4 separate regions of the Homo sapiens genome follow, and regions 1, 3 and 4 are each linked to region 2. The links are chromatin loops, found by intact Hi-C in ENCODE. Cell type or tissue: endothelial cell of umbilical vein. All regions are shown on one strand. Each heading gives the region's core, and the rest is flanking DNA. Links, peaks and the distances in the headings are about the cores only.

Region 1 (8,068 bases), core at 1,546-5,545, 330 kb before region 2:
CCCTGTCTCTACTAAAGATACAAAAATTAGCCGGGCGTGGTGGTGCGCACCTGTAATCCCAGGTACTCGGGGGCTGAGGCAGAAGAATTGCTTGAACCTAGGAGGCAGAGATTGGAGTGAGCTGAGATCGCGCCACTGCACTCTGCCTGGGCGACAAAGCGAGATTCAGTCTCAAAAATATAGATAGATAGATAGATAGATAGATAGATAGATAGATAGATATGCATCATATTTTATAACCATGAAACACTATACAAATATTAATTGTTGCTATTATTTTTCAGCTTTTGGGTTGCTTACTGGGCTTTTTTTCCTTCTTACTTTAACGAAGAACTTTCAGGCCGGGTGCGGTGGCTCACACCTGTAATCCTAGCACTGTGGGAGGCTGAGTCGGGCAGATCATGAGGTCAGGAGATGGAGACCATCCTGGCCAACGTGGTGAAACCCCATCTCTACTAAAAATACAAAAATTAGCTGGGTGTGGTAGTGGGCGCCTGTAATCCCAGCTACTCAGGAGGCTGAGGCAGGAGAATGGCTTGAATTTGGAGGTGGAGGTTGCAGTGAGCCGGGATCGCGCCACTGCACTCCAGCCTGATGACAGAGAGAGACTCTGTCTCAAAAAAAAAAGAACTTTCAGCCTGGCCAATATAGTAAGACCCCATCTCCACAAAATTAGAAAAATTATCCAGGCATGGTGGAGCATGCCTGTGGTCCCAGCGACTCCAGAGGCTGAGGTAGGAGGGTCACTTGGACCTGGGAAGTCAAGGCTTCAGTGAGCCATGATCATGACCAAGCCACTGCACTCTAGCCTGGGCAACAGAGTGAGAACCTGTCTCAAAAATAAAATAAAATAAAAATAATAAAAAATTTTCATAAATAAGTACCTATATGAAAAAAACCACTGAATCTCAGAAATAAAATGCTGAAGCTACAATTATAAAGTCACATAAAAGGCTGCCTGGGGGTGCCCAGTCTGTTTTCCACCTCTGTTGATCTATAAATACAACAAAAAGGAAAACTTTGAGACCAGTTAAATAAATGGTAAATACCACATACACATTTCCAAAAGTTAATCATTCAGAAACTGTACCTACTTGAGTCAATGAGGGAAAAGCACAGAATAATTTGACTGAATCACATTTCTATTCTATGTCAATGAGGGAAAAGCACAGAATAATTTGACTGAATCACATTTCTATTCTATGTCTCTTTTTTTTTTTTTTTTTGAGACTGCTGGGCCGCCACTGCCTCCCAGGTTCAAGCAATCCTCCTGCCTCAGCCTCCTGAGCAGCTGGGATTACAGGCGCCAGCCACCACGCCCAGCTAATTTTTTTTTGTATTTTTAGTGGAGTTGGGGTTTAACCATGTTGGCCAGGCTGGTCTCGAACTCCTGACCTCAGGTGATCTGCCCACCTCAGCCTCCCAAAATGCTGGGATTATAGGCGTGAGCCACTGCGCCCGGCCACTTCTATGTCTCCTTAAATGATTATGAACTGCTGGAGCAAAAGGTTTCCATGACTGTTAATATTTAATATCTAACTATAAAGGCTATATTTCAGTATTTGATGTACTTATCATTTTGATGTTAAAAAGGAAAGCACCACTCTCAATATAGTAGAAACTTAACTATGAATTTTTCTTGTAAGCCATGTTAGAATATAAGCTTATTGAGGGTAGAGATACCCTTGAATCTGCTGTAGTGAACTAGCCCTCAATAAATACTAGATTTTCATTGGAGTTACTGTGTAATACTTATGTATGCCTTCTGAACTAAGACCCTAAGCTCTGCACTGCCAATTCTGGTTTACCCAACAGGCAGATGAAGCATATGCTTCAGGGCACCAGCAAAACCAGAATGTTAAAAAAAAAAAAAAAACCTTTGCCAAATAATTTAATATCTCAGCAAAACCACTGAAGTAGCCATCATGGGAAAAAAATCAGAACTTTGTTGGACTTTTTTACTGTTATTTTGGGGTTCTGTTATTTTTCTTTTTATTTCTATATAAGGAAGAGGTGGTAGAACATCAAAATCTTTTCAGTGCTTAGGGCCTCCAAAAATCTTAATACAACTCTGTGTACATCTTAAATTATCATAAGTTTTCCTTAGTTGTTCAGCAATAAGCATTTTATTTCATGAAAATTATAGTACGTTTACCCGTACTTTATGTAATCATACAATTTAAGATTCTTCCTCTTTACAATTTATCTCTAAGCAAGAAACCATAATAAATGCTAGAAGGCAATCCTCATAAATTGGACTAATACCAGTTCTCTTTTATCAGCCAACAGTGCTAATATGTCCTCACACCCTCTGGCTGTATGAAAAGATTACACAGTTCCCAGAATAATCAAAAGTAAATTATTATTTATTTCTTACTGGTATAAATGGAATCTTAAATGTTTCTATTTGAAACGTCTACATATATGTAAGAAAAAGAGAGTTAATTTCTTGTTTTGTAGTTCTCATTTGATTCACAATTCAAGTTTAGTTACCTAAGAAAAGAACTCTAGTTTTTTTCTCAACAATTACATTAAAGAAAACACTGCCAGATTCTTCCCAGTTTCAACTTTCCCTCTACCTACCAATCTCTTGCTGGATGATTACCCAGATATTTCTGGTGTGTTTTGTTGCTAATACTCCCAGTGTACTTCAAGAAGGGTACAGATACTGCTTGAGGATCCGCTTGCCAAAGGCCGGTTCTAATTAGACTTGTCATTTTTTGCTTGGTTTCATTTTGACCACTGGGTGCATCATGCAACCGTGTTGGATATTTTTAAGAGTATAAAAATACAGAAAGCAATAGTTAATTAATCTCACATAGCTAAAAGAGGAAGTTAAAAGTACTGGAAATTGGTGTCGGATGATTAAATAAAGGATTAGGAGAGAGACCATTCTAGACACCCTCCCCAACCCCACATCCCCAAAATCCAAGCCACTTCTAAGTAGTGAGAGAACTTCGGCAACCAAGAAATGGCTTTGTTAGAAAACACTTCACACGACTTATTTTAAATTTTGCTTTAAATTTAATTGCTTTTCTCCTTTTTCTCTAATAATAGGACTATTTCGCAGTTTCCAGTCCTTGATTAATTAAGGCTTCAGAGTTCGTTCTTACATATGCCATGTCTTAAGTTTTCATAAAATTCAGTCTACACAAGACTTGCTTTTTGTGAGCACTGTGCTTAGTGGCAGTCCGGATTTTTCCCTCCACCCCCGCGGCCACCCCTGCCCACCGCGCCGTCGGGCATGGATCTGGCAGGTGCGAGGCCGAGGCCAGGGCTCAGCGAAGGACGCCGAGTTTACAGAGCGCGCGCGCCTAGAGGAGGCAGCAGCAGCCGCAGCCTGGCCGCCCGAACTTTGCGAGCCTGGCGGGGGAGCACAGAGGCGGGCCGACCTGCCCCGCTAGCGCTGAGGAACGACTCCCTTTATGCCAGCTCGCTGTCCGCCTTCCCGCAGCGTACGCTGCGGAGCCTCAAAGACCCTGCGGCCCTCCACAACCGTCTTAAATAACAAACCCCTGTCCTCGCCCCCGTAGGAATTGGGGCAGCTGGGGGTTCGCGTCACAGACTCAAGCCCGCCAGCAGAAGGGCAGGCCGGACTTCGCGGGGCCGAACCCCGCTCCAGCTGGGGACAGGCCGCCTAGCCGGCAGGAGGGAGCCGGCGCGAGAGACTTGACGGGAGGAGGTGGAGAGCGGGAGGCGGGAATGAGGGCGCGGGACCGGGCGGGCGGAGCGTGCGAGACTGCGAGCGCGAGCGCCAGCAGGGCGGAGGGCGGGGCGTGGGCGGCGCCCGGCCTTCCCGCTCCCGCGGCGCTGCAACTCTGCCGAGCCTCCTTAAAACTCTGCCGTTAAAATGGGGGCGGGTTTTTCAACTCAAAAAGCGCTCAATTTTTTTCTTTTCAAAAAAAGCTGATGAGGTCGGAAAAAAGGGAGAAGAAACCGGCACCCTCTCTGAGAGGCAACAGAAGCAGCAATTGTTTCAGCGAAAAAAGCAGCAAGGGAGGGAGTGAAGGAAAAAAGCAAAAAAGGGGGCGACACGCAAGTGCCTGTAGGGGTGAAAGGAGCAGGGACCGGCGATCTAGGGGGGGATCAGCTACAAAAGAAACTGTCACTGGGAGCGGTGCGGCCAAGGAGGAAGCAGTGCTGCCAGGCTCTGCTCCAGGGCACAGCTGGCTGGCGGCTGCCCTGTCCGCAGCAAAGGGGCACAGGCCGGGGACCGCGAGAGGTGGCAAAGTGGCACCGGGCGCCGAGGCTGCTGAGCGCTCGCCGAGACGGCGACCGGACTGGCTGCCCCGGAACTGCGGCGACTCTCCCTACTCAGAACTTGGCCTACGTTTCCCAGGACTCTCCCCATCTCCAGAGGCCCCCACAAAACCGGGAAAGGAAGGAAAGGACAGCGGCGGCAGCAGCTCAATGAGTGCCTACAGCAGAAAGCCTGAACGAGCTCGGTCGTAGGCGGGAAGTTCCCGGGGGGGCTGCCCAGTGCAGCCGCAATGCTGCCGCGAGCTGCCCCAGCAGTCCGGGCTCCGTAGACGCTTTCCGCATCACTCTCCTTCCTCGGGCTGCCGGGAGTCCCGGGACCTGGCGGGGCCGGCATGACGGGCTTCTCGGGGGCCCGCCGCACGCCCGGCAGCCTCCGGAGACGCGCGCCGAGCCCGGCTCCCACGGCCTCTGAGGCTCGGCGGGGCTGCGGCTGCCTGGCGGGCGGGCTCCGGAGCTTTCCTGAGCGGCATTAGCCCACGGCTTGGCCCGGACGCGACCAAAGGCTCTTCTGGAGAAGCCCAGAGCACTGGGCAATCGTTACGACCTGTAACTTGAGGGCCACCGAACTGCTACTCCCGTTCGCCTTTGGCGATCATCTTTTAACCCTCCGGAGCACGTCAGCATCCAGCCACCGCGGCGCTCTCCCAGCAGCGGAGGACCCAGGACTATCCCTTCGGCGAGACGGATGGAAACCGAGCCCCCTGGAGGACCTGCCCCTGCAGTTCTGCCTCACACGGCTCAAGTCACCACCGTGAACAAGGGTGGGTGAATGCCTTTTCTTCCCCCTGAATGTCTTTCCTTCCGCGGTATTTTCTGCCCCGATCTATAGTCCCTTGAGTCTCCACACACACTCCTCACAGAGATCTGTAGCGTAGGTACGTGACAGCTCTGCCTACATCTGACGTCCGGAGTCATTAACCAGGAATGTATGTGTGTCTGTGTGTCTCTCTGTGGAGTCGTCAGAATTCTTCATAGGGGTTAAGCTAAAAAAGCGAGGCGAGGAGCCCCTCTCCAATGGCTCAGTTTTGCTGAATAATCACGTGTGAATCGAGGGGCGGGCTTTTGGCAGGCAGATCTTACTAGTATTTACTACCAAGCTCTACTCCAGATTAACCATCCCAGTCCTTCTGTCAGTCTCCGATGCCATCATGCAGCCTGGTTAGGAGCAAAGGAAAGGGGAAAAAGAAAAACGACTAATTCATCTTTTCCTGATCGTCAGGACCCTAAAGAATGGCCGAGCCTTGGGGGAACGAGTTGGCGTCCGCAGCTGCCAGGGGGGACCTAGAGCAACTTACTAGTTTGTTGCAAAATAATGTAAACGTCAATGCACAAAATGGATTTGGAAGGACTGCGCTGCAGGTTGGTATTAAGAGAGGTGGGGAAAACAAGTCAATAATGTTGCCTACGTGACCCGGGTTTCTAGATTTACAGCTTTTAAGCTTTCAGGGACATAAAATTTCACTGTTTTTAAACCTAGTTGGTTGCCATATTTTATATCTTTAAGTGGATGCAACTTCTCAAAATGACGTACTTTGAACAAACTCCTCAAATCCAATAACATCCTTGATATCAAGTGGGGTCCAGATTTGGTCTTAGTTTTTGGAATGTTTTTGTGACGGTGGGGATTTTAAAGTAGTCAGTGTAGGGCCGAGGTTTGTTTGTTTTGTTTTGTTTTTAAAGACAGCTCTGTAAACACATTATTATGATTATTATTTGAAGTAAATACACTGCTATTAGTGGTTTTACGTACTTTGCCCCCAATAATAGACTTTAACGTTAATTTTCTTGACTACTGATGAGGGTGTTTTTCCTTCAAATGCTTCAAGTTTTGACAAACGACCTTTCCTCGTTTGGAATGGGTGGCCTGGGCACCGGGACAGGATGTACATTTTACAGTTAATGTAATACCATCCACTCATTCAGGAGTCGGGAGGAATAAAAAGTTGAATTTTCTAATCAGAGCTCAGCTGCAGTGTCTTTGTCTCTACGGTCATGCCGTGGTGTGCTCTAATTTTCAGTAATTAGATTTACAGGCAACAATTGACACATGTCCAGCTGCCAAGTATTGTACCTGATAATTTTTTTCCTCTTCTGAATGTTATCATGTAACTTAGGTGAAAGGCTTAGAAACAGAAAAATGACAAAATAGTTTAAAATAGTTGCTTTATCAGAGTTCTGATGATATTCTTATGAGCTATTCTTATTTGGAAATGCAACACTTGAAGCTGTTTTTGAAAACCCAGTGGGGAGAGGGTTTTTAGAGGGCTTTGTTTCGGTTACAAGAATTAAAAATTTAAGTGCCAAGAGATATACTATTAACAAACAAAGTCCATACAGTCTGTACATTTTCAGTCAGAATACACTGGCCTTGCAAAAATTTCAGTATTAAGGAAGTTTATGCACAGATACTAAATTATTTATCTTGTTATTGCTGCTACATTAAGTAATGATTTTTTTTCCTTTTTCTACCTAGTAGTTTTGAACAGGTTTAGTGATGATAGCAAAGTAACAAATTTAATATATTGAAAAGTTTCCTTTTGAAAACTCAAAAGATTATATAAACTTCACAAAGAATGAACTACTTAACCCATGTTCATGATAAGATTTTACAGGATTTTTGACGAACAGGAAGACTGGGAAATTAATAATATTCTTTTAAAAAGTTTTGACAAACATTTTTAATACAACTTTGCAATCTTGTTTATATTAAACATACTTATCAAGATACTAACACCCACTTATTGTGGCTTAGTCCTTGTACATATAACGAAACACACACACAGAAACTGGAGTTTCAAGGCTTATTTTCAATATGTATAATCCTGACTCTGAAGTTGTGTCATAAGTCAAGAAATAACTTTCTTCAAAACCGTTTCCAATATTGCTATTATTTTCTGTGAAAAAAGGTGAATTTTCTTCTACAATTATGTTTATTTAACTCAATTTCAAAAGCCTTTTCCACCTTCCTAGTGTACATTTTTCTATCAGGTTAATATCAAAGGCCTTAATCGTATGTTTGCTTTACGAAGATCCAAGGTATCTGTCTCTTATTTTTCTCATTCCAGGTCCTTAAATATGACTAAATCTTTAGGGACAGTTGTGGTCGTATCAATTTTTAATAACCAAAAAGTATGTTTCATTGAAGTTCTTGAAATATAAATTATGTATCACTGTTTACCACTGCTCCAAAGGAAGAGCTAAAAATCAACAGTTTTATCAACAGGGGAGCTTAATATCTTGTCCATCTATGTAGTTTGCATTTACAAAATATTACTCATTTTAAATATATTTTGTTATTTAATGTGTGATTAGATTTTTTTAAACAAACATTTAAAAAAGATAGAACGACTTTGTATTTTCCATTAGCATTTAATTTCATAAACATTGAGTGTCTATTATACAAGATATTTATTATAAATTTAGATTATTATGGATATACCTAGATATAAATAAACCAGTGTAAATTCTGAAAATGTGTGGCATGTTAATGAAAGTAATATTTTTTCACAACTAAATTATATGTATTTTATATTTGCATGCTGTTCTACAAGATACTTTATAAGAGACCACTGTTAGAGTGAAATATATTCAAACAATAGTAGATAATCTTTGTTATGTGAATTATTTGTATGTTGATAGCAAGTGTTAATACCACATTCTGACTTTTAAAATGTTGGCAGTTTACAAATAGCTGTTCCTTAAATGCTTGATAATAACTGAAAAAGGAACTAACACAGGATCACCAGTTGATTATTAAATGAGCTCAAACCACAAGACAAGGCTGTCCGTGTCCCAAAACACCCATTAA
Region 2 (8,068 bases), core at 2,330-6,329:
AAATAAATAAAATAAAATAATAGTACTAAACTTTCATTCATAGTAACTGTGTTTGCTTAAATGAGCATTTCCTAAACTATCAAAGAAGATAATGGATGTGAAAACACTTTGTAGCCATAAAGTTCTAGAAAGACATTATTGTTGTGGTTCTTGTTATGTTCTAGGAAGGGAATTTCAGTTTAGACCAGTATTTCTCAACTGTTCTGTGGTCCCAAGTTAGCAAATGTTTCATTCTATTTTATTTTATTTTAGAGACAGGGTCTCACTCTGTCACCCAGGCTGGAGTGCAGTGGCACTATCACAGCTCACTGTAGCCTTGACCTCCTGGGCTCAAGCGATCCTCCCACCTCAGCCTCCCAAGAAACTGGGACTACAGATGCAGGACACCATGCCCCACTAAATTTTGAATTTTTTGTAAAGATGGGGTTTCACCATGTTGGCCAGGCTGGTCTTGAACTCCTGGTCTCAAACGATCCACCTACCCTGGCCTCCCAAAGTTCTGGGATTACAGGCATGAACCACCACACCCAGCCAGCAAATGTTTCATTTTTTAAAAAAGGATTCTCCCCTTCCCCCGAAATAAATAAAAATTAGAAATGATTCTGTGGCCAAATAAGTTAGAGAAAAAACATATCTTTAAACTTCTTCTTAGATTAATATATAAAGACTCCAAGAAAGCCTATAGTATATAAACTGTGTTTAGGCCAGTCTTTCCCAAATGTATTTAATCACATAAATCATTTAATGCATAAACAGTATTTTGCAGATTACAGTTTGGGAAATTCTCCCCTAAGTTTTTGGTATAGTTGCTGCCCTTGCCCTTCCTACAATATCCTCCTGCTCCACTTGATAGTAATAGCTTTACTGTATTTTTTTTTTTTTTTTTTGAGATGGAGTTTCACTCTTGTTGCCCAGGCTGGAGTGCAATGGCACGATCTCAGCTCACTGCAACCTCCACCTTTCAGATTCAAGAGATTCTCCTGCCTCAGCCTCCCGAGTAACTGGGATTACAGGCATGCGCCACCACGCCCGGCTAATTTTGTATTTTTAGTAGAGGTGGGGTTTCTCCATGTTGATCAGGCCAGTCTCTAACTCCTGACCTCAGGTGATCTGCCTGCCTTAGCCTCCCAAAGTGCTGGGATTACAGGCGTGAGCCACCATGCCTGGCCTATGGTATATTTTAAACCATAAAATATTTTAAAACTTTAGAAATATTCAGGTTGTAAGTGCTAAATCAAACTATATAAATATTGACCGTTTCAATTTATAAAGTGTTTAACACATTTTCCTCGTTGATACTCATAACTGCTCTGTAAAATGGGAAAGGAATCTATTATTATACCCATTTTACATAAGGGGAAGAGGGAACCGACCTAAAGCTACTCAGTTAATGAACAGTACAGCCAGGACCAGAAAAAGGTCTCTCAAGCAGGCTTCCTTCTACTTTTCTGGCTCCCTTACTACTTGAATAACAAGGACTCTTAGCAAGCTGGAACTTTATCTGATGCCTACTCAAATCGTGCATAGAATTAGCATCACAACCATGGCTCAGAATATGGGCTGTGGGCCCAGACTGCTGAGTTCAAATTCTGACTCCAACTCACCAGCTGTGTGACCTGGGCAAGTTATTTGATCTTTCTACTAATCTATTAGGCCTTATTACCCCCATCTGTAAAATGGAGACACCAGCAGCGCCTACTCAGAGGGTTGATGTGAGTCTCAAATCAGGCAATAGGCAATGGGTGTGGGCAGCCTTGAATATAGCAAGTGCTCGATAACGATGTTGGCTATTATGTGAGTTCAGAGTTGAATATAACGTGAAAAGGTTGGCCGAGTGAGGGGGACCGTGAAAACAATTATAATCATTGTGACAAGACTGGAGCAGACAGGCTGGGATCACTGGCAGCCGGGTGATGCCGCTGCCTGGGCACATGGACATGGGGCTCTCTGTCCAGGAGGGTGTCCCTCTCTGCCTTTTATCTGCAGCCTGCCTGTCTCTCCACTCTCAGCCCCAATGGACCCTCTCTAAGGGGCAGGGGCTGGGCCAGACTCCCAGGTGAATTGTGAAACCCTCCCCAGGCCCCTGAGGCATGAAGGTCTTTCTCCTCATCCACCTCCCCCTGGCTGTGGCTCTCAGTGAATCCCCACAATCCTATACCCGGAGGGCAGCGCCAGTCCAGACCTCCTACCCACCAGAGCAGGCACTGGCAGCGAGATAGGGTTGGAGGAGAAGTAGCGCCGGGACTTCCGGATGGCAAACTTCTCTGTGGGTAGAGATTTCCCAGCAATCTTGAGCTTCAGGCCTGGCACAGCTCTGCGAAAGAGATGGGGAGGGTGGGAGAGGATGAAAAAGAGCAGGAGAGGGCAGAGGGTCCCCAGCCTACCCAGCTATGCTTGGCGCCTCTCTGGGCCTCAGTTTCCCCATCTGCACAATGACAGTGTTAGACTCTAAAGAGCCTTCTAGGTCTGAAATAGCCTGCGGCTATAATTTTAGAGACCCTGCCCCAAGACCTGGCCACTTCCTATGGCTGGGCAAGGGGTTCCTCCCCGCCAGCTGGCAGAGATGAGAGTGTGCCAAACACCCCTGGGCCGGCCCTGCCTCCTAGTTATCGCCTCCACTCCCAGGCTCCATTTCTGGGGAGGATCCAAGAGAAGTTTAACCCCAATTTCACAGGAGAGACCAACACTCGGAGAAAGGGTGGGACCTACCCAAGACCAAACAGCTCAAACCCTTAATTAACTCTTGCCTCGCGAGTTCTGGCCTTCTCAGCTGTTTCCAAGGGCAGAGCAAAATGCGGTATGCCACCAGGCACGCCCCCACATCTGGGGCCTCACCCACCAGCTCCATCCCACCCTCCTCCTATTTCTGCCACAGTCACCGGGTGTGGCTGTGACCTCAGGCCTGAGCCATTTAGGCTCAGGGAACAGCTGGATGTGGGTGTGAGGTCCCCCCAAACTCTTCCTTTGCTTATTCACTGTAGAACCTCTCTTGGCCTTAATTTCCTCATCTCTAAAATGGAGGTAATGACACCTGCCCTCCTAGGCTTTCTGGAAGAGTCATCTGAGAGGGGGACATGGAGTCTGCTGTAGTAGCAGACACTCTGTAAGTGATAAATGCCCTATTATTGTGACAACAGTAGCCTAGGAGGCTCATATTATACCCATTTCTGGGTCTGCAAATTGGGCTCAACCTCACCAAGACTGGAGGAAGGCTCTAAGCTCCATCCTCCACCTGCCAAGGCTGAGCTCTGCTCTAAAGACACTTCATAGGAAGCAAACACGGTGGTACAGGTAAGAATGAAAACAGCCACCACTTAGTGGGCAGCTTCTAGGCTCCTAGTTCTATGCGCCAGGCTCTTAACATTTATTATCTAGTTGATTTGCAAAACAGTGCTGCGAGGTGGAGGTTGTTGTTCCCATTTTACAGATGCTGAAGTTGTCCAAGGTGACACAGCTAAGAACAAGCAGAGGCTGGGTTTACTCTTGTTTGTTCGATTCCGACTGTCAGCTCTCTACTGTGCTTCTCTGAGTGTCTCAGGTTAACTCAGCAGAGTGAAAGACCTTCCCTCCCTGGACCTTGGAGCCACATCTGTCCTACTGTCCACATGAAAGAGACTCGGAGGAAGACGATATTAGCAAAACCATTTCTGTGAAAGAAAGCCTCTGAAGAAAGTCAAAGGGCTCCAACCACCAGCAGCAGCAGCATGGGGTGGTGATGGGAGGGGAGGACACGCAGGGGGGGCAGTCCGCGGGTGGGGGCAGGGAGCCACCCTACTCCTCCCTCCCCAGTGCCCACAGCTCAGGGTGGCCTGGCTGGTCTGTCCATAGCGGCCTACACGGTGGGAGTGGCCTACACAGTGGGAGCACGATGTGGGACCCACCGAAATAATTCCACTTCGTCGTCCCCGAACGGCTTGTGGTCCTCCTTCCCAAACATGCTGAGGTAGGCGGCCTTCATGTAAATGTAGGTGGCCTGTGCGAGACAGAGCAACAGCCAGGTGTGAGCAGCCCTCCTCCAGCCCCAGCCGGGCTGGAATCTGCAGACGGACCTCACGTGGCCCAGCACAGGAGCTCCCGTTGTCTCCAAGCCCCAGGGGAGAAATGAAGGTAAGAAGCTGAAGCAACTTGAAGACCTGAATCCAGGACAACCCATGTCAAAGCAGCCACCTTCTTCTCCACTTGAAGCAGTGGCAAGAAGAACCCATGCAACTAGTAATAGGCAGGACAGACTGGGGCTGCGGCAGAGACACAAGGACAGGGGCGCACTCGGGGCTTCCGGGAAGCAACAGCTTCACAGTGGGCCCCTGAAGGGCAATGGGGAAATTCCCTGAGGCCCCAGACAGGCCTTCCAGCCAGGAGGAAGAGGCTGAGCAAAGCCAGGAGGTGGCAGGATGTGTGTGGACTACCAATAGGAGGATGAAGCACGGGCTGTAAAAAGAAGAGGCTTGAGCCAGAAACGTGAGCAGGGCCTGGGTCGGGTCAGCTCGGGCCACCCTGGTAGAACTAACTGCCTTGCTGTGTGTGCCAGGCACACCACATCCAGCACCTCGCTTGATCCCAAAGCCAATGCCAGAAAGGAGTCCGTACCCCACCTCTGCTTCCTGGGACCCCAGAGCTACTGGGGCAGAGCCGGGAGTCAACCCCAGCACCTTGCCCACTAAATGCACAGCCAGCCCTGACAGGGAAACCGTGGCCCTGCGGGAGACCCCCTACCCCACCCAGTCCTCCCTGCACACCACGCCCCTTCCTCAGAAGTCCTGAGACAGGAGCCTGGCTCTGTGCTGCCCTCAAGTGGCCAAGCCCCGAACCACAGCTCCTGCCTCCTGGCTAAGAAAGGGTGGAAAGGAAAAGGCGCCGGACATCCGGGAGTCCTGCCTAAAGCAGGCGGAAAGCGGCCTCCACCTGGCAGCCCCACCCATGCCGGGGCCTCAGCCCGCCCTTCACAACATGAGGGAAAGCTGGTCTTCGTGGGCCACGGCGGGAAGAGTCTCCCTCCCTGAAATCTGTTCCCGGTCCCATCTTTTTTTTTTTTTGATGTGGTCTCGCTCTGTCGCCCAGGCTAAGGCTGGAGTGCTATGGCGCGATCTCGGCTCACTGCAACCTCCGCCTCCCAGGTTCAAGCGATTCTTGTTGCCTCAGCCTCCTGAATAGCTGGGACTGCAGGCATGCACCACCACGCCAGGCTAATTTTTGTATATTTTAGTAGAGACGGGGTTTCACCATGTTGGCCAGGCTGGTTTCAAACTCCTGACCTCAAGCTATCCGCCCGCCTCAGCCTCCCAAAGTGCTAGGATTACAGGCATGAGCCACTGCGTCTGGCCCCGGTCCCATCTTTAACCTCCCGGGTCACCCTTGTCCTCTCCCTTTCCCCTGCCCCTGACGTGGAGACACCAAGTCCCGGTGACTTTACCTCCCGTCTCACTCTAGGATCCTGCTGGCCTTGCCCTACGGCTCTCATTATCGGACTGCCACCATCTCCACACCGTCTCCCTGTTCCAGGCTACCCGGGATGTCTTTCTGCTGTCCTGGTACACATTGTCTCCTATCTCCCTGCTCCCACTCCTGTCCCCTGCAAGCCATTTCGCACACTGACCTTTTTAAGTCAGATCATGTCAGTTCCTTCTGGAAATCTGGTTATATTCCATCACACTCAGGAGACATCTCCTACAATTTCCTTGACACCTGCAGCACTCCAGCCACACGACGGCCTCAGGGCGGTTCCCAGGACACATCAAACACACTCCTGCCCTGCTGTGCCCTGCCCAGCTCCCTCTGCCCTAACGGCCTGCCATGTGACTGCCACGTGCTGCTCCTGCGCTCCATTCTGGTGTCCTCTGAGACAGGCTTCCCCCGACCTCCCCTTACAAAGCCCCTCCCATCACTCCCTGCATCCAGCCTCGCTTGTTCTTCACTGCACTTACTGGAACCAGACATCGTGTTATATTGCCCATCTGTGTTTCTTGTCTCCCCACTAGGACGTGAGCCTTGAGGGGGTCTTTTCCTGCTCATGCTTGTATTTCCTGCCTTAGAACAGGACCCAGCCAGCGGGGTGGCCCAGCAACTGCTGGTGGGCTTTCTAAAGCACCTATCTAAGCCACAAGCCTGCCAAGGCTCCCCCACTGCTGGATAAAGCCCAAACAGCCACTCATGTCCTCCAGGACCTGCCCTAACCTTTCTTTTTCTGGCTCATCTTCTGCCATTTCCTCCCCTACACTCCTTAAACTCTCCCCAGGCCTCTGCCTGTGCTGCTCCTCGGCCCGGGATGCCATTATCCCTTCACCAGGCTCATCTCCAAGAGTCTTCCCTCCTGCCCACAGACAGCTCACCCTCACTGCACCACCAGGGTTAGGATGGGGGCTGTGACTTAGAGTTGTGGACGCCCCAGCTCTCCAGGGATGTACAGGGGCTATGCTGGGACAAAAGAGCAGCTGTCACCCCTGATGCAAGCCCCCTGCCCTTCTGCCACACAAACTCTTCACCCTGTGGCACACAGCCCCTCTGCAGCGCCCTGGCTTCTGAGCCTTTGGTCCTGCCGCCCTCTTGGCTTGGGGTGTCCTCTCACTTCCTCCACTCTGCCTCCCTAAGTCCTTCCTCTCCAAGACCCACCTCAGAGGTCTCTCCTCAGAAGCCTTCCTGTCCTCTTTGGTTGCCTGGGCATGCCTTTAGCTCCTTGGGTTTCCCAAGCCCTGAGCACGCCACTGTCACCACCTTGTTTCTGGCCATCTCAGCCTCTAGGCTGCCAGCACTGGGGGAAACACAAAGGCCTCCACAGGGCTGACTGCAGGAGATAGGTCAGGGTGGTGAGAAAAATTACAGAAAGAAGCAAACCTTGGAAGGCTCGGAGGTTTTGCAAAAGCTTCGGGAAAGGATTTGGCTGAAGGCAGCTGAATTCTCTCAGAGTAGATAACAAGAAGTAAGGGAATTGATCTAGATAAGTTGGTTTACTTAGGCCTCGGAACCTGGCCTTTAATCATCATGCGGAGGACTGCTCTTTCTGGGGGGGCGACAATGTTAATTACCCACAAATGGAGTTTGCTTTAGGCCTTTGTCATTACATCTGTACTAAATAAATGCAAGCGTGGCAGGCTTATGGGGGCCGCTGCTGACTCTGGCAGGGGTCCCCCATCTGCTGACAGGCAAGCCTGTGTCTGCATACTCCGTTCATCCGTCGCTCAGCCAGGGTCTGCGGGTCAGACCCAGCAGCTGACCTCGGAGGATCCTGGCAGAGGGGGGCGCTGCCTGCACAGAGCAGGTGGTGCCTATGGCAATGGCCAGAGGCCCAGGCCCCAGGACTAGAAGTTGGTGGAGTCTGTGGTGGCCAAGTTCTGGAGATTAGAAATGGGTGGGGCCCCAGAACTCAGAGGGTTACAACCCCCATTTTTCACAGAAGTCCTCATGAGGAGAGTGTTGCAGAGAGAGAGGGACTGGCCACCCCAAAGCCACACAGCGGTCTGGGGACTGAGCCAGATTTCCTGACAGCTGGGAGGCCTGGCCCACCTTCTGTTCCTCTATATAGCAGCTGTGTGCCCCCACCAGGTCTCTCCTTCCCCATATGGTTAGCCCCAGCCACCCACCTCACTCTACAGGAAGGCTTCGAGAGTCACTTTCAGTTCAAAAAGGTTCCCTAAGGCCCAGAATCCCAGCACTTTAGGAGGCAGAGGTGGGAAGATTGCTTGGGCCCAGGAGTTCAAGACTAGCCTGACCAACATAGCAAGACCCTGTCTCTAAAAAAAGAAAAAAGGTTCCCTGAGGCTTTGTCCTTTTTGGGAGTAGGAGGTGATGAGGAGGGGGTGTGGGGGCCATGGGAGCTGGGCCTGAGGAAGCACCTTCAACAGCAGGGTGGGCTCAGGGCAAGCCCCGACTCCTCAGGAGGACTCTAGGAGCAAGAGAGAAGCAGAGGCCTCTGAGTCACACAGGACTGTCCTCAAATCCGGTGTCTGTCACCAACAGCCATGTGGGTGGGAAAGTCACAGTCCTCGCTTAGCATCAGTGGCCCTCATGTGCCCAATGGAGATAATAACTTCTCCTCACTGGGTGTGGTGTGGAGGACATGACAGGTGCCAGACAT
Region 3 (4,000 bases), core at 1-4,000, 550 kb before region 2:
GACTGAATCATGTGTGACAGATTTCCCCCTCTGGTGCTGTTCTTGTGATACAGTTCTCGTGAGATCTGGGTGTTTAAAAGTGTGTGCCACCTCCCCTCTCTCTCTTCCTCCTGCGCTGGCAATGTGACGATGTCTGCTCCTGCTTTGCCTTCCACCACGAGTAAAGGCTCCCTGAAGCCTCCCCAGAAGTAGATGTTGCCATGCTTCCTGTATAGCCTGCAGAACTGCGAACCAATTAAACCTTTTTTCTTTATAAATTACCCAGTCTCAGGTATTTTTTTATAGCACTGCCAGAACAGACTAATACAAATGTGTTGTATCAGATAGAGAAAGCTTTGTGAGAGAAATGAGACTTAAATTAAACTTGAAGTATAGTTGGTCTGCAAAGGACAGACAAACCAAAATAAGGAAGGATACTCTATACAGTAAAGAAAAATGCCAGGCGTGGTGGCTCATGCCTGTAATCCCAGCACTTTGGGAGGCCAAGGCAGGCAGATCAACTGAGGTCAGGAGTTCGAGACCAGCCTGCCCAACATGGTGAAACCCTGTCTCTACTAAAAATACAAAAAATTAGCCAGGCGTGGTGGCACATGCCTGTAATCCCAGCTACTCAGGAGGCTGAGGCAGGAGAATCACTTGAACCTGGGAGGCGGAGGCTGCAGTGAGCCAAGATTGCACCACTGCACCTAGATGACAAGAGTGAAACTCTGTCTCAAAAAAAAAAAAAAAGAAAAGAAAAAAAGAAAAATGACTGAAAGGTAAAAAAGCAAAAATAGACATGATGCTAATGAGAAACAGTGAGAAATCACAATTTTCCCTGTGCCCCACAATTATTTTTCAGGAATCAAATCTACTTATAAATTAATCAGCTGATTTCTGGCACTACACTATTTTAAAGATCAGTGAATCAGAATGTACTTATCTTTCATATATCTGCTTATGTTAGGTTGCTGCTAGTCTACAGTTTCAGATTAAAATATAATTCAATTCCATTTACAGTTAAGTACATGAATACCAAAAAGACTGATTATATTACATATTAAAAGAAGAAAAATAATTCCATGCTGATGAAGAAAAAGAAGAGTGGGGGGAGAACTTAAGATACACAAGTTCTATGGGAACACAACTACCTAAGTAAGCAATGCTACAATGCAATTATTCATGGTCTCAATGATACTTTTTAACTTTCCTTAAAAAGATCCCTATCTGAGCACTTTGGATAGTGATTAACTATCATAAAAATAATTCTGGTTCAACACTATAGTTGTGGAAGCAAAAACTTTAATCAATCTTGGCCTTCAAAAATGTCACTGCTGACAAAGAATCATTCTGTTTATGGAAAGAGTAGAAAAATAAGTCACAGTTTTTATACCAAACACATATAAACATTGCCTTTTTGCTTGTGGCTGAGGTTGATATTTCTAGAGCTGTACCTGTCTGGAACTGAGCTTATGCATTTGCAAGTCTGTCCAGTGCTCAGAAACCAATCTCCAAGACCTGACACCACCTTCTTACACTCTTGAAAACACTCTGAGCCCTCATGACTTAAAAGAAGTTTCTTAAAGGAAAAACAAGAAGGGACTTTAACTTAAAGTCCCAGTTACTCTTGCAGAAAGCCTGGGTAACACATGAGACAAATAGCCTTTTGTTCCACAGAAAGAGAGGAATAGAAAAAAAGCTGGAATCATGACAGCAACCTGAGTTCCTCATATTTTAAAAATTACTCTCTATTGCAAGGTGGCTCATGCCTATAATCCCAGCACTTTGGGAAGCCAAGGTAGAAGGACAGCTTGAGCTCAGAAGTTTGAGACCAACATGAGCAACACAGCAAGACACCACCACTGCAAAAAATTTTTAATAATTAGCTAGGCATGGTGGTACATGCATGTAGTCCCAGCTATTCAGGAGACTGAGGCAGGAGTACTGCTTGAGACCAGGAGATGGAGGCTGCAGTGAGCCATGATCGTTGCCACTGCACTCTATCCTGGATGACAGAGTGAGAACCTGTCTCAGAGAAAAAAAAAAAAACACGATTCTCAGCCTCAATCTCTTCTTCTGCAAAGTGGAAATGACAACCGTAGAACAAACACTTCGTTGGGTTGCTGTATTAAGTGACATAATTCACGAAAAATGTTTTGCAGAGTGCCTAATACATACTAAGGAACTCAAAAAATGTTATTTTGAGTTGTATTATTATTATTACAATTAATGAGATAACATACACATAAGTGCCTAGCATAGTACCTGGGCAGTATAGGTTCTCAAAACACAGGAGTTACTGTTTTTAGGAAATCCAAAATAATTCAGGGGAACAAAGTACTGGAATGTAGCAAGTTTCAGAGCCAGAATTCATATTTGTGTCTACCTAACTCCAAAGATCTTACCACAAGATGGCACTGCCACTGCAGTATCCCACCCCAGGCCACGTTCCTTGAAAAATTGTGAAGACATGCAGATGTCATCAAGAACAAATCACTGAATCCAATAGCATACTTTTGTATTTAAAAAATTAACTTAAGTGCTTGCTTTGGCAGCATATATACTAAATTTGGAACAATACAGAGAAGATTAGCATGATAAATAAGAATTTAAAACATTAACTTAATTGGATTATGATTTATATGTAATAAAACTCACTCATGAGTTTAGCCAAATATATACAGTGTTATAACCACCATACAATCAAGATAAGAACATTTCCCATAGCACAAAAACTTTCCTCATACATTCTTAGATCAAAAGCCTGCCCCTACTCACACTGATCCTCCTTCTCACCCTAAAGATTACTTTTGTCTGGGTTCCTTTGTTTGGAGTAATGTTTTCGAGATTTATCCTTTTTCTTTTCTTTTTTTTTTTTTTTTCATTTGAAACAGTATCTCTCTGTTGCCCAGGCTGGAGTGCAGTGGCGCAATCTCGGCCCACTGTAACCTCCACCTCCTGGGTTCAAGTGATTTTCCTGCCTCTGCCTCCCGAGTAGCTGGACTACAGGCACATCCCACCACACTCAGCTAATTTTTGTATTTTTAGTAGAGACGGGGGTTAACCATGCAGGCCAGGCTGGTCTCAAACTCCTGACCACAAGTGATCTGCCTGCCTTGGCCTCTCAAAATGCTGGGATTATAGGCATGAGCCACCGCACCTGGCCAGATTTATCCATGTTTATATGCGTACAAACAAATAGCTCCAAGTTTAGCTCTTTTTTTTTTTAACATGAAATGGGTGTTGAATATTGTCAAATGCTTTTTCTTATTTACTATACTAATATGGGGATGTACAGTGATGGATTATAAGCTGTTAAACAAGCTGTACATCCCCATATTAGTATAGTAAATGAGAAAAAGCATTTGACAATATTCAACACCCATTTCATGTTAAAAAAAAAAAAGAGCTAAACTTAGAGCAAAGTAGGAATATAAGGCAGCTTTGTAAACTTGATAGAGGGCATTGCTGAAGAACCTACAATAGTTGATAATGAAATACTAAATACTAAGTATTTCCCTCCTACGATCAAGAGCAGTGCTAGGGCCATTCAGCACTATTCAGCATTTCTATTTGTTTGATTGTTTGTTTGTTTTGAGATGGAGTCTCACTTTGTGGCCCATGCTGGAGTGCAGCAGCATGATCTCGGCTTACTGTAACCTCTGCCTCCTCCGCCTCCCAGGTTCAAGCAATTCTCCTGCCTCAGCCTCCCATGTAGCTGGGACTACAGGCACGTGCCACCACGCCTGACAAATTTTTGTATTTTTAGTAGAAACAGGGTTTCACCACGTTGGCCAGACTGGTCTTGAACTCCTGACCTCATGATCCACCCACCTCAGCCTCCCAAAGTGCTGGGATTACAGGCGTGAGCCACTGCACCCAGCCTACTATGTTTTTGTAAACAAGCCACATGGCCTACTTGGCTATGATGTATACTATAAACGTATTTATACATTTTATTATATTTTACTGAATTCAGTTTGCAACTATTTTGTAAAGGATTTCTCCCTCCATAGTTATA
Region 4 (4,000 bases), core at 1-4,000, 520 kb before region 2:
CTGCATTCTAGCCTAGGTGACAGAGTGAGACTCTGTTTTTACTTTAAGTATGACATTTAAAAATGTGACATCAGATCCAGCCATCCCACTTCTGAGTCTGCAGCCAAAGTAATTAAAATGTGTTGAAGAGATGTCTGCACTTCCCTGTTCGTTGCAGGATTATTCACGATAGCCAAGAGATGGGAACAATCTATGTGCCCGTCAATAGATGAACAGATACAAAAATGTGGTATATACACAATGGCATACTATTCAGCCTTAAAAAAGAACAAAATTCTGTCATTTGCAACAACATGAATGAGTCTAGAGAACATTCTGCTAAGTGAAATAAGACAGGCACAGAAAGACAAATATCACACACATGCTCTCACTTACATATGGAATCTAAACATCTGAATCCACATATGAAGTAGAGGGTATAATGGTAGTTACCAGAGGCAAAGGCATACAGTGAGCTCCGTGGATAAAGAGAAAATATCAATCAGAGGGTCTCTTTGATCAGTTAGACAGAAGGAAAATATTCTGGTGATCTAATGCACAGTAAGGTGAATACAGTTAAGAAATAATGTATCACTCAAAATTGCTAAAAGGGTGGATTTTAAGTCTTACCACAAAGAAATGGTAAGTATATGAGATGACGGATACGTATTTACTCATTCTAAAATGTACACATGTATTGAAACATCATATTGTACCTCATAAACATACACACTTATTAAACATCAATTTAAAAATCTGAAGCTGAATTAAAGAATATTTCTAACGCATAAATAAACTATGCACATTGAGACCACAGTTTGAGATGCTACTTTATTCAGCTTTTAAAATGACCCAATAATAAATTATTTGGGGAGTACACAATTGATGGCACGGAGGCAACAGACATCAGTTTGCAGGTAGACTAAACAATACTACTAACACACAACATTTGCTGTCTTTCTTCCCCCAAAATACAAGCTATAATCAATTTCATTGTCATTTCATGCTGATAGCATCTTTCAAGACACACAAAATTGTCACTCTTTCCTTCTTTTCACATGTACTAATAACAGAAGAACATTTAACTAGTATTTATTACTCATAAAGCATGGCTGAGGCATGTGGGGGAGGGATAAGGCATTTGCCAAACACTATACAGCTAATAAGAGTCACAGAGTCGAGATCAGAATCTGAATTTATAGATTCAGGACAAAACCTGGTTTGAAACAACCTGAACTACTTTTTCAGACTGAAAATGCACCTGCTAAATGTTTTAAATCTTTCCATATTCAACCTGAGTTCTTAAAAACTAAAATAGTATCCAATATAGTAAAAGTAGCTTTAAGAAAGATCAAAAAGAGAAAAAATAAGATAAATGGTTCAAATAATAACAGACCTATTTTTCTGCTATATCTCAAAAACAAAATTAAAGCTATGCCTACTAGGCTCCAGTAAATTAGGTTTGTTAACAGCACTGATTTAACAAACTTTATTAAACAAATAGCTGCATGTTAGGTTAAATCCATTGCTAGATCTTAGAGATCTAACAATATACAATAATCCCTACCCTCAAAGAGATCACAATACTTCACATCAGACACCATTTTATAGGAGGACAAATGCTTTAAAATAATTCTTTAAATTTATTCAAGATAAGAAAACAGAATTCAGAAGGTTTTGGGTATTGAAATGAAACTGCAATAAGGACCCTAAAAACATTAACAACCCAGTGAAATTACCACTAGGTGTCACTGTGATACAAAGTTCTTAGCTGCCTTTGGGCTCGCTTTCAAACCTTGTTGCATCTTCCTGGTAATAACGTGGAAAAGGTGCATAATCTGATTGAGCATCTCTTTGCATTGTATTATTTATATGTATACAGCTACAGAAAAAATATTATTTATATAATTTCAGTAACACTGAAATGAGTTATATCTATAATAATTCTATTGCTGGTCACATAAACTTTAATGAGTGTACATTTTTAAAATTTCCTGTGATGGATGAATTAATATATACACATATATTCATATACTCATTTATTGAGCCATTTGTTTCCTCAACAAGCACTACTCTGTGCCAAACACTGTGCTAGAATAAAGAATCTAGAGAGGAATAAGACCTGCTCTCTAAGTGTGAGGAGTTAACATTCATAAGGAAAATCTGAAACACAAAGGGTAAGATGTGTTAAAATCCATGTTTAAAGCATATACAAAATTTTATGGGATCATAGCGGATGATTCAACTTAACTGTATGTCCAGAAAGGTTAGGAAAGGCTTCATAGAAGAGGAAATATTTACATGGGATCTTGGAAGCTGTGTAGGAGTTTTCTGGAAAGCTAAAGCAAGAAAAGGTTTATCAAACAGAATAGAGGAAATACAGAGCCACTGAAAGGCACATGAGGAGATGCGTGTTTTAGAAAAATCACCACAGGGCAACTATATAGAAAAGATGGACTAAAGGAAGAAAGAAACGAACATATGGAAATCAGGGGAATTATCTTAATTAATCAAAGAAATCCTTGAACTGTAACAAAGGGGGACGAAAAAAAAAGGAGAGATTCAGTCATAATGTGATAGAATTCACAAAACTTTATTGACTAAGTGCAGTGAAGTCAGAAAAAAATTCTATCAAGTCTAAGTATTATCCTTAAGTATGCCTTCCCTAGTTACACATACAAACATGCCAACAGGGAAAACAGAGAAAGTATATAACATGATTCTCTGCCTGCCATAATACTCATAAGGCAATAACTATAATCCAGAACAAATAAAACTGGAACAGCTAGAAGAAGCAGGAGCAGGTAGATATCATATAATAACAATATCTGATTTAAAATTCATTTTGAGTCAAACTGTGTTTATAGTATGTCCATAACTATGAAGAATATGACTGGAAATATTTTAAAGCTTTATCACAGAAGTATATGAAAGAACTTCCAGGGATCACTTTTCGTAAACTTTTGGCTTTATCATCCACTGTAAAAGCTAACTTATGCTCAAGTATGATAGAGTAGGAACAGCCAAGCTGTCATTCGGTTTGAAAACAAATACAATTAAGACAGCTACAGACACATTATAAATACAACTGGACTCAAAATGAATTTTAAACCAATATGTATCTACTCCTGCTTCTAGCTCTTCCAGTTTTATTTGTTCTGGATTATAGTTTTACCTTATTATGAATCATATGGCAGGCAGAGAATCATGTTATATGGTTTCTCTCTAATATATTTAAAGTGTAACATTAACATACATAATCCAGAGAAGCCAGCCATTTCTGATCACCACACTCGAAATAAGCAGAGGATTTTTTTTAGTTGAAAAAATACTTAATAGTCCATCAAAAAAAAGAACAAGGTTTTTCTGAAGTGATACACTATTCACTCACATGAAACAGACACATGCAACAAGATGGCAGTTAAAATTTATTTAATATATAATTGCATTCCAGTTTTCTTAAAACAAAAAAAAAAATCTGAGGTAATTTTAAGATTTAAAAGAAAAAGTGTGATGTGGCACTGAATTTGCCCCCTTGGATAATAGAAATATTTGTCATTAAACTAAGAAAGTAAAGGCTAAATCATATCCCTTTCAGTGGTTCCCAACTAATAAACCCGAGATGCCTTAGCAATACTACTAAAAATCCATACAAACAAGAAGCATCATCAATTCTGACCAACTGATATTGTAAAGATAAATAACATTACTTTTAAAACGTCAACAGAGGAAGTTTGGTGATTTAAAAAAAAATATACAGAATCAGCCAGGGTAAGTAGCTCATACCTCTAATCCTAGCACTTTGGGAGACTGAGGTGGGGGGATTGCTTGAGCCCAAGAGTTCAAGACCAGTCTGGGCACATAGTGAGACCCCATCTACAAAAATGATAATAATAAAAAATAAAATAAATAATATAGGCTGTCAAGTTGGCTCACACCTGTAATCCCAGTCCTTTAGGAGGCCAAGGCAGGAGAATCACATGAGGCCAGGAGTTCAAGAACAGCCTGGGCAACAAAATGA

Evidence for each region. Peaks named below come from ENCODE experiments on the same cell type or tissue, not always from the same donor. Only the 100,000 strongest peaks of a DNase experiment are listed, where the experiment ranks them.
Region 1: a loop joins it to region 2, with 2.7 times the contacts of the local background. A loop is called at or near these places in 4 of 110 quality-filtered maps.
Region 3: it touches region 2 in a loop (24-fold over the local background); 2 of 110 quality-filtered maps call a loop at or near these places.
Region 4: a loop joins it to region 2, with 4 times the contacts of the local background. A loop is called at or near these places in 10 of 110 quality-filtered maps.

The regions. Positions count from the first base shown.
Region 1 is chr1:50,964,879-50,972,946 of GRCh38, forward strand. It overlaps CDKN2C (cyclin dependent kinase inhibitor 2C), which reads left to right and starts at 5,367. Exons shown (of 2, transcript NM_078626.3): 1 at 5,367-5,619. The coding sequence starts at 5,491. RefSeq lists silencers at 3,626-3,885, 4,436-4,705 and an enhancer at 4,136-4,205. In endothelial cell of umbilical vein, for the core only: a CTCF peak has its summit at 3,319; DNase peaks (open chromatin) are centred at 3,383, 3,713, 4,363 and 5,233; H3K4me3 peaks cover 2,475 bases; H3K27ac peaks cover 2,646 bases.
Region 2 is chr1:51,292,198-51,300,265 of GRCh38, forward strand. It overlaps TTC39A (tetratricopeptide repeat domain 39A), which reads right to left. Exons shown (of 18, transcript NM_001297663.2): 13 at 3,882-3,973; 14 at 2,194-2,314. It overlaps LOC124904177 (a long non-coding RNA gene), which reads left to right and starts at 2,309. Exons shown (of 2, transcript XR_007066082.1): 1 at 2,309-3,291. RefSeq lists an enhancer at 5,584-6,226. In endothelial cell of umbilical vein, for the core only: a CTCF peak has its summit at 4,807 (motif pointing left); a DNase peak (open chromatin) is centred at 4,794; H3K4me3 peaks cover 275 bases; H3K27ac peaks cover 383 bases.
Region 3 is chr1:50,747,778-50,751,777 of GRCh38, forward strand. All of the region lies in intron 4 of FAF1 (Fas associated factor 1), which reads right to left. It overlaps LOC124904727 (U6 spliceosomal RNA), which reads left to right and starts at 2,519; the gene lies at 2,519-2,621. In endothelial cell of umbilical vein, for the core only: a CTCF peak has its summit at 2,389 (motif pointing right); a DNase peak (open chromatin) is centred at 2,414.
Region 4 is chr1:50,773,235-50,777,234 of GRCh38, forward strand. The region is part of intron 4 of FAF1 (Fas associated factor 1); the gene reads right to left. Among named protein-coding and RNA genes, the nearest start is that of FAF1, 190 kb to the right of the region's middle. In endothelial cell of umbilical vein, for the core only: a CTCF peak has its summit at 1,712 (motif pointing right); a DNase peak (open chromatin) is centred at 1,737.